Regions from separate parts of the Homo sapiens genome. Here region 2 is linked to region 1. The links are chromatin contacts, found by Hi-C or POLR2A ChIA-PET in ENCODE. All regions are on one chromosome and are shown on one strand. The core of a region is the stretch at or near the end of the contact, and the rest is flanking DNA. Distances in the headings are between cores, read along the strand shown. Region 1 holds the start of MEGF9 (multiple EGF like domains 9). Region 2 has its middle 15 kb from the start of PHF19.

Region 1 (4,810 bases), core at 1,314-3,813:
GTCTAGGCCGGAGGATAACTTGAGCTCAGGAGTTCGAGACCAGCCTGGCCAACATGGTGAAACCCCGTCTGTACTAAAAATACAAGAATTAACTGGGCCTGGTGGCAAGTGCCTGTAATCCCGGCTACTCGGGAGGCTGAGGCAGGAGAATCGATTGAACCTGGGAGGCGGAGGTTGCAGTGAGCCAAGATCACCCCACTGCACTCCAGCCTGGGCGACAAGGGTGAAACACTGTCTCAAAAAAAAAAAAGTGGGGGGGAAAACTGAGGCTCAGAGAGGTGAAAGGTTTCCTCCAAGGTCACAGAGTTGGCAGTCATGACCCAAGTCTGTCTGACTCTAAAGACACAAGCTCCTCCCACAAGCACGACAAGACCTCAATTAATTCAATTTAACCAGCATGGGTTGGCACTTACATGTGTTGCCCCTGCTAGGTTCTCAGAACAGGGAGAACATCTGACGTAAGAGACAGACACATAAATAACAAGTTCTAGTATTAAGGCTGATGCATGCCTATGAGAAGTAATAAAGCCATGTGGGCAATACAATTTATCCTGTTGTATATATTTCTGAAAGCCATCCTTAATCCTTTTAGGAAGAGGCAACGGAGAGGTAGATTGGTAGATCAGGGCTGTAATCAATGCATAAACAAGGGGTGGTGGGGAAATGAGAAGGGAGAGATTAATTCCCACTCAAATCCAGGAATGTCTTTTAGAGAATGTGACATTTTGGTTGGGGTTTGAAGGGCCAGGGAGGGTCAGCAAGGGAATATGGGGGACTGGCATGACCTGTCCACCCTCCCAAAGCAAAGTAAAAATAGAACCTTGGTTAGTGCTTGCTAAATATTGGTCCTGAAGACAGAACACTCACATTCTCCCTCATTCCCGCTGTCTTATATACATAGACCTATCAAGACACACCCATAGATAACCACAAATGCAAAAACACAGAAAATACACAAAAACACACACCAGTACACATGCACAGATTATTAAGACACAATATATGAAAATAGATACTAGCTCCCATACTCATAAACTCACACAGATACATACAACACTCATACACACAGACTCACAAACATGTTTATGCATTCATACACAGCCTCCCCCACCCACTACTCATGCAGGAAAATAAATGCATGCTTTAATTAACATACACGGGTTCACACATAAATCTCATCCTGCTGGTCTGGTTGAAGACCAATGACTAATGGGAAACCATGCACAAAGCCAAACATCACGTAGGGGAGGCCGGGATTGGGTTAGCAGTGGGGCTTGAATTAAGCCCCATCAGATGACAAACCCGCCCTGCCTGGCTTCCTCTGGAAGCTGCTGAGCCGAAGCAGCAGCGCCTGACCTAGCTCTGGATCCTGGGCGGATGATGCGAGGCTGCGTGCCCGAATTCCAGCTTGATTCAGGGTTTAGTGTCATCCAGGGTCAAGCTCGGCTATTAGCCCCACCCCAACCCCTGCAACCAGCCGGAGGCTCTGGGGGCACTGAAGGGCTGTGGCCTGGGGCTGCTTTCTAATCCTGGGCTTGCCCTGGCGCAAATGCTGAGAATAGTTAGCATTAATGAGGGTTACAACAGTGGGCCAGGCTCTGGGCTAAGCCCTTTACGTCCATGACTTAATTCTCACAACAGCTCTGTGAGGGGGGTGGGGGGTGAGGGGTGTCCTATCATCTCCATTTTAGTGGTGAAAAAACCGCGCTCAGGCCACAAAACCATTCAGCAAAAGACATCAAGTTGAGGTTCAACCCTGTCTGATCCTATTCTTCCCGGGGTTTAGGTAAGTGTGCTTGCGAGCCTGTCTCCTCCACGCAGGAAGCTTGCACCTTCTGCCCTCAGGGGTCTCCACCGCCCGGTCCCGCCCCCTTGTCCAGTCTGGCACAACACCTGGCCCACAGCAGGTTTCTGGTGAGGGCGTGGGTCTCGGTTCAGGGAGGCCCTCAGCAAGGGCCTCAGCTTCCCCATCTCTGAAATGGGAATGGCGGCAGAGACCTCGCAAGGCTGCGACCAGGCTCTCTGGAGCAGCAGAGGGCATGCCAAGCTCTACATCGTCGCTGCCGCTGCCCTCTCCCATCGCGGGGTTCCCGCGCGGTCCCCGCCCGAGCTGGGGTGCGGCGCTGGCGCCCCATTGTTCAGGAGGGCGGGGATGCTCCCGAGTGCTGATTCCACCCCCCGCTCGTGCTCGCAGCCCGGTGGAGCAGATGACTAGGCCCGGCGTCTGCCGCGCGGGGCGCATCCTTTGTCTGCTCCGCGGCGCCCGGTGCCCGAGGCCCGCGCCCCACTCTTTGGGCAGACAAAGCCGGGGCCGCCGCGAGCCCGGCGGGCTAGAGCTGGGCTCGCACCACCCTTCTCCCGCCTCACGGACCGCCCCCTCTCCTGGACGTCCTCTGATTGGCCTACGGGGCTACAAAGAGGCCGGGAAGCGGGCGGATCACGTGGGCGACTGTGGCTTCCCATTGGTTAGGCGCGGCTGCCAATCGAGGAGGGCGGGCGGTCCGCGCTCGGTCCGGTCGCTCCCTCCGCGCTGGGGCCCGCCCGCGGGGCCGGCCGCCTGTCAGAGGGAGGTGGCGATGGTGCGCCCGGTGGCGGTGGCGGCGGCGGTTGCGGAGGCTTCCTTGGTCGGATTGCAACGAGGAGAAGATGACTGACCAACCGACTGGCTGAATGAATGAATGGCGGAGCCGAGCGCGCCATGAGGAGCCTGCCGAGCCTGGGCGGCCTCGCCCTGTTGTGCTGCGCCGCCGCCGCCGCCGCCGCCGCCGTCGCCTCAGCCGCCTCGGCGGGGAATGTCACCGGTGGCGGCGGGGCCGCGGGGCAGGTGGACGCGTCGCCGGGCCCCGGGTTGCGGGGCGAGCCCAGCCACCCCTTCCCTAGGGCGACGGCTCCCACGGCCCAGGCCCCGAGGACCGGGCCCCCGCGCGCCACCGTCCACCGACCCCTGGCTGCGACTTCTCCAGCCCAGTCCCCGGAGACCACCCCTCTTTGGGCGACTGCTGGACCCTCTTCCACCACCTTTCAGGCGCCGCTCGGCCCCTCGCCGACCACCCCTCCGGCGGCGGAACGCACTTCGACCACCTCTCAGGCGCCGACCAGACCCGCGCCGACCACCCTTTCGACGACCACTGGCCCGGCGCCGACCACCCCTGTAGCGACCACCGTACCGGCGCCCACGACTCCCCGGACCCCGACCCCCGATCTCCCCAGCAGCAGCAACAGCAGCGTCCTCCCCACCCCACCTGCCACCGAGGCCCCCTCTTCGCCTCCTCCAGGTGAGTCCGGCGCTCCCTCTCGGGCAGGACCCGTCCTCACCTCAGCCCCGGCAATCTAGGGTTGGGCTCTTGCCTATAATTTATCGTTTGTTACCCCAAAGACACCCCAGGTTCCGGCTCCCGAGGGGGGATCCCAGGTCCAGCTAGTCTCCCTCCCGCCCCCGATCAATCTGGAAAGTCTTTTGTCCCCCGTGGGCTGTGCTCCCTCGGGAGGGGGTGGCTGCTGGGTGGAAGGCATCTCATCTTCTTCCCAACAGGGCTTTCTGGCCTTTTTCAGAGACCAGAATGGGCGCAAACTTTTGGGTTGGGTTCGCGCACCCAGCCTCTCTGCCTGGGTTATTTGGGGAAGTTTGAAAGCCCGCATAGTACCTCCTTCAACCACTGGGTCAAAAGCTGAGGGTAAGGAATTCCTCCCAAAGCTCCAGTTTCCCTGTTCATTTCTTCTTGTTTATGTAAATATCAGATGTGTGTGTATGACAGGTGGAAGAGAGGTAGTGAGAGGATTTTGTTTACAAACAGTAGTATGGACCACTTGAGGGCAAAAAATAAAAACAAAAAAGGCATTGTAATCCATGTTGTCCCTGCAAATAAGTGGATTCAGTAGGTCATTTGGGACAGGTGTGTATCTAGGCTGAGCACATTTACAAATTAGGTTAAATCTCTTCCTCGCACCATTTTTTTCTTCCACAATTATAAGGTCAACATGTTTGGCCAAATACACCATTTAAGCAAGGATGCCTATTTTTGTCTCCTTAAGCCAGGATGTTCAACTTTGCTGATGCTGATATATGCCAATTTCTGTTTGAGCCCACGTAGAAAAGGCTTTTCTTGCTGAAGTCTTCAAGCAAAGTTAAAGACAACTCGTATTCTTTCCCCGTTTAAATCTTAAGTGGGCCTAGGACTAAAACAAAACAAAACAAAAGCCTACTTTGTCAGAACGTTTGGACAAAAGTTTCTGAATTGTCTTGCTTTGAGTTGGGGTGGAGGTTTGTCCAAATCCTTTGTCTAGCTGGGTCTCTGACCTAAATCTTAGGCTTAGTGATTTACTGTGGAGTCAGGTATGGACTTTGGACTATAATTGAGTGTGTAGAGAATTTTCCCACATGGTTATGAACCTTAATACAGTCTTGATCCTTGGGTTGGAGCTTGGCAATGACATAAGTAGGATTATTCACCCATAAAAAGCCAAGTGTGCATCTCTTCCAGCTTCAAGGAATGCATTAGCTAGCTGGGTTTTACCTGTAACCCCTTTTGGCTTTCATATAGAGAGATTGACATATTACTGAGAGACAGGAAGCATAGTGGTTGAGAGTATGGACTCTGGAGTTTATTCTTAGGTTTGAATCCTAGCTCTTCCCCTTGTTAGCTGTGTAAGCTTAGGCGGCTCACTGAAGCTCTTTGGACTCAGTTTCTTTGATTGTGAAATGAAGATAATATTATAGTAGTACTTAACTCATAAGGTTGCTGTGAAGACTTTTTTTGTTTTTGTTTTTGTTTTTTGAGACAGGGTCTGGCTCTGTTGCCCAGGCTGAAGT
Region 2 (4,810 bases), core at 1,245-3,744, 180 kb before region 1:
GGGACGGTGGCTCAGCACCAACCACGTGCCAGGCAGGCTTCCCACGTTCATCTCGTGGCCCTTCCAGAAGCCACTGCCATGATTAGGGTCGTCCCTGTTGACAGATGAGGTGACAGGTTCCAAATGAATCCACCATTCCAGTGGTCCAAAAACCGGCCCTACATGGGATCACCCCTGGGCTTGTGAAAACTGGGAGCGCTGGGTGGGCCCCACATGGTTTGAGTCAGTAGTTCTGGAGTGAGGCTGGAGATTTTGCATTTATAAGAGCTCCCAGTCTAGGCTGATGCTCCAGGTCTGGAGCTACACTTTGAGAACCACTGCCCTATGCAACAGTGCCTCTTATGAATAAATTTTAGGCCCTTAGGGAAACCTACAACTCACCATAGACCACCTTCCATCGCAGGGATCTATATGATGTATTTTCTCCCTCGTAACAGTATTAGAGAGTTGCTTTCCTGACTGTCTGCCTGGTGTCCAACCCTCAGAGGGAGTGAGCCCCAGACACTACATTCAGTCATCTCTGAGTGCACCTCCTGTGCACTGCATGACGTGTGCTTTCTAAAGCATGCGTGCATCTGTCAAGCAAAAGGTCAAGGAACCGTTCAAAGATGAATTTGCTCACTTAAGTGATGACCAGGAGAGGGATCAGTCAGGGCTGGGAAGCTTGCAGAAAACTGCCAGAGGCTTCCAGAAAGGGAATGTACAGGGCTAGGGCTAGAGATTGGATGACGGGGGCAGACAGGACAGGGTCTTTAGCACATAAGCATGCTGAGAGGGGAGTGATGGGGCAGCCACACTCAGACAGGGAGCCACCTGCCATCACTGCTATAATCAGAGGGGCCCTGGTGTGGAGGGGAGCAGAGACCTGGGACAAGGAGCTGAGGGAATCGAGAGCTTCTGGAAGGCCTCCCCATTTTATTGACCCAGTGAATCCATGTGGTTTCTCTGTCACACTCTAGCTGGCTTGAGCAAAGGGAGAGCGTCCTCACTCATGTTGCACACATTACTGCCTTTACTAAGTCATTTAACAATGACATTCATAGATGAGGGTATTTCTGGTGTTGAAATAATCACAGCTGCCACTTATTAAGTGCCTGTTACATGCTAGGCACTTTACATCATCTTACTCAATCCTCCCAGCAACTCTGATAAGGTGGCACTGAGATTGTCCCCATTGTACAGACGAGGAAACTGAGGCTAAGAGAGGTTAGTCAGCTTGGCTAAGGTCCCAGTCGCTAGGAAATGGCAGGGCTATTGTCTTTCCATCTCTAAACTGCTGCTTTCCACTCTACCATCCTGCCCTCATTTCCTGAACACCTGCTCTGTGCAAGGCCCTGTGTGCAACCACAAAATGAATCATTCAAGTAGTCATGTATTCAATAACCCTTTTTTTCAGCACTTACTATTTTTATGGGCTTATTTATTTATAGCATGCCTTATTTCAGAAAGCACTTAACTTCTTTATTTGATATACAAGCATAAAATTTTACAGGAGTGGTCATGTGACAAGCATCAAACGAAAAACAGAAGTTGGAAAGGTCAGAAGCACCCAGGAATGACAGGTATACAAGTGTGGACCTTGAGGTCCTATATGCCATGGGGACAGGCCACAAATTGCCCTCTGACCTTTCTAGCAGCTAAAACTTGATCCCACGCAATTCAGTGTCCATAAGACACTGGCACACCATTGCTGAGGCAAATCAAAACTCTATTAGGCCCTGAGACCTGAGAGGTATTTTTTTAGAGAGTTGGCATGAAGAGAACACTGTTAAACGTGAGGAACAATGTCCCCAAACAGCCTCCCAATTGCACGTACGGCACAAGTCTCAGGGGCCGTTTCCTGTACCCGCTCCCCACCGCCTCCCCACTCCTACTCCGTGCTGGCCCAAGTCCCATAGCAGGAAAACAGCTCAAAAAAGAGAGAGCCGAGACAAGGCCAGGCAAGCACACCACCCTCTAGCTTCATCCACGTGTGGGGTTTGCCGCAAACATTGGTAATAGATGCTAAATTCAGGTCCCAGGTAAGTTTTGTTTGGTCTGAGCTGTGTACTTAAATGGCTTGAATTAGTTGTCAGCTTTAAACAAGTTTCACCTTTTTAAAAATTCAGATTTTTGGCATTCTCTTTTTAAAAAAGAGGGACTTGACAACATGGGGCCCACATTCCCAAAGGACAAGAATTTGCTAGAGCCAGTCGTTTTCCAGTCCCCGCATGGTCCCCTGGAGGCCTTTCTTTGCTTTGAACTTTCCTACCTGGCTCTGCAAGGCGTCAGGGGTTTGCAGCCTGTTTTAGGATGTTTTGAGCCCTGGCACATTTGTGTGCAGAAGGATCACCAGGAGACTTGTTTATAGCACAGGGTCCCTGGTCTGGCTCCTTGGATTTGGGGTGGGGCTCAGACAGGCATCCTTCTACCAGGTGACTGTGATGCTTCCGTCTCTCCTAACAAGCACGGAAGACTGGGTGGGGCCTGTGGGGGACTATACAGCTGCTCAATGCTACTGACTCAGATAAACAGATGACTAGTTTTCTTTCAACACAACAAATATGGCAAATATAGTGGGGTTCCGAGTTCAAGGTTATACTCCCCGAGGTGCCTGGAGTGCAGCTCCTCTAAGTGGCTGGGTGGGTCTTGAGTCGTGTGCTGTAAATTATGGTGGCGCTCCACCTGGGCTGCACCTTGAACCACCCGGGGAGCTTTTCAACCCACACTCTTCACCCCATGCCTAGGCCACATCCAGGCCAATCAAACCAGAGTCTCTGAAGATAAGAACACAGGCATCAGCATGTTAAGGTTCCCGGGGTGATCCCAAAGTACGGCAGGTGTGCGGGCTTAAGATTGAGCAAGGTTCTCTAGGCCAATACCTTCTCTAGATATTGACTGTAGCTGGACCAAGTTCCTCAGAGAGGGGAGGGGAGGGAAGGAGAGGAGAAGAAGGGGAAAGGAGGGGAGAGGAGGGGAGAGAAGGGAAGAGGGCGGGAGAGGCAGATGAGTAAATGGATCCTTACACTAACTGTGATGAGCAGAAACCCAGGCGCTCTGGGGCATGAGCAGGGATACCTAACCCAGCCCTGGGGGCTCAATCTCTCCCCACCCCTGCAGGAGAGGCTTGGGGTGAGTTTTGGGAATAAGGACCATCCAGCCACATGACGAAGGGGAAGGAAAATCCCCATCAAGGCAAAAACACAGTCCAAGGCTCTGAGGCCCAAATTCCGGGGAGAGGGGTGAAGGTTGTTTGTCGCACCTGGGTTAAAGGGTGGGGGTGGAGAGTAGGAGAAGAGGCTACACAGGTGAGAAGGTGTCAGATCACAAAGGGCCTTGTATGCCAAACTAAGAAGACTGAACTTGACCATGAAGTTAGGCAGACCCTCTGGAGAGTTTTAAAGCAAGGAGTCGTGTGGATGAACAAACCTGTGATGGGCTGGGGTTACCAAGGAGGGCTTCCTGGAGGAGGTCAGACTTGAGCTGAGGGAAGGATAGGATTTGGAGAGCTGACATTCTGATGAGCGGCTTCGGTTAAAGCTCACAAAAACCCTTCCCTCCCCCATGCCCTTTGAAATCATTTGAATCAAAGATTGCGTGTGTTAAAGACATGTTTGTCTGTTATCTGAAAGCTGTGGTTTCTCTTTAACAGATTCAGGGCCTCATCCTTTGACTCGGAACCAGGAAGGAATTAGGAGCGAGTCCTCCTGCCCAGAGAGCTAATTACTGAAATTCAGTGGCCTCACCAGGGCGAGTGGCGTCACCGGCCTGCATCCCCCAACAGCTCCTAATTTCTAACTGGTCAAAGTTAGACATTTCAGTACATTTTTATGGGCTGCCCAAAGCCAGCTGGAAGCTTTTTTTCCATAAACTCTCCCTGAGACAAGTAGCCAGGTTTCACATATTAAAATGAAAACGTCAAAAGCGTTAACAGGAAAAAAAAAAAAAAAAAAAAAAGCAGGCTCATTTGTGAGGCCTCAGCTCACAAAACCTGAATCAGGGTCCAACAGCATCTGCCTGTTTTTATTCTGCAAAGCTGAGATCAAGTTAAAAGGATGATGATAATCACTTGTTTATCTATTCACTCAGCAAACACTTATGGGACATTTACTGGGTGCCAGGTCTTGAACTGGGCACTGAGATGAGAAGCTGCCTGAGGCATGATGGTCCCATCCCACTGCCCTCCAGGGCTCAAAATACTTTATAGTTTACAAAGTGTTTTCACATGCAATTTTGTGAGCTGTGGGTGCCATTATTATCCACATTGCTTAATACATGGCAGAACCTGACCTTAGGTTGTCCAAGTCCAGATTCTAAGTCCAAGTCCAGTCCAGATCCTAGAGCCTGTCCACTCTTTCCTTCCTTCCTCTCTTTCTTTCTTGTTAGTTCTTTCTTTTTCTTTTTCTCTTTTTTCTTTCTCTTTCTTTCTTTCTTCCTTTCTTCTTTCTCTTTTCTTTCTTTCTCTCTCTCTCTCTTTCTTTTTTTCAAGACAGGGTCTTGCTCTGTCACCCAGGCCAGAGTGCAGTGGCACAATCATGGCTCACTGAAGGCAGCCTCAACCTCCCAGGCTCAATTGATCCTCCCAACTCAGCCTCCTGAGTAGCTGGGACTACAGGCGCCTGCCACCACACCAGGCTAATTTTTTAATTTTTCGTAGAGGCAGGGTTTCGCCATGTGGCCCAGGCTGGCCTTGAACTCCCAGGCTCAAAGGATCTTCCTACCTCGGCTTCCCAATTCCTGTGCTGGAATTACAGGCATGAGTCACTGCGCCCAGGCTACCTTGGTCCTTTTTTTTTTTTTTTTTTGAGATGGAGACTTGCTCTGTCGCCCA

The links. Hi-C counts contacts between places; a loop is a spot of excess contacts on that map. ChIA-PET counts read pairs that join two places held with the same protein, here RNA polymerase II (POLR2A). Pooled maps may share reads with other maps.
Region 2: a map with no recorded cell type shows a loop between it and region 1 (12-fold over the local background). The contact joins the enhancer-like site here to the promoter of MEGF9 in region 1. A Hi-C loop is called at or near these places in 2 of 37 single-sample maps with no recorded cell type and 8 of 50 pooled maps. POLR2A ChIA-PET finds 5 or more read pairs at or near these places in 5 of 52 experiments (CD4-positive, alpha-beta T cell, CD8-positive, alpha-beta memory T cell, activated CD4-positive, alpha-beta T cell and 1 more).

Annotation. Positions count from the first base shown.
Region 1 is chr9:120,712,223-120,717,032 of GRCh38, reverse strand. MEGF9 (multiple EGF like domains 9) reads left to right here and starts at 2,563. Exons shown (of 6, transcript NM_001080497.3): 1 at 2,563-3,275. The coding sequence starts at 2,675. RefSeq lists a silencer at 2,026-2,875.
Region 2 is chr9:120,889,400-120,894,209 of GRCh38, reverse strand. It overlaps a transcript of PHF19 not described here. Among named protein-coding and RNA genes, the nearest start is that of PHF19, 15 kb to the right of the region's middle. RefSeq lists an enhancer at 1,370-1,589. Within about 2 kb of position 2,494, at least 10 of the 41 ENCODE cell types and tissues checked have a DNase peak (open chromatin) inside an H3K27ac peak, as active enhancers do; they include CD4-positive, alpha-beta T cell, where a contact is called at or near this core.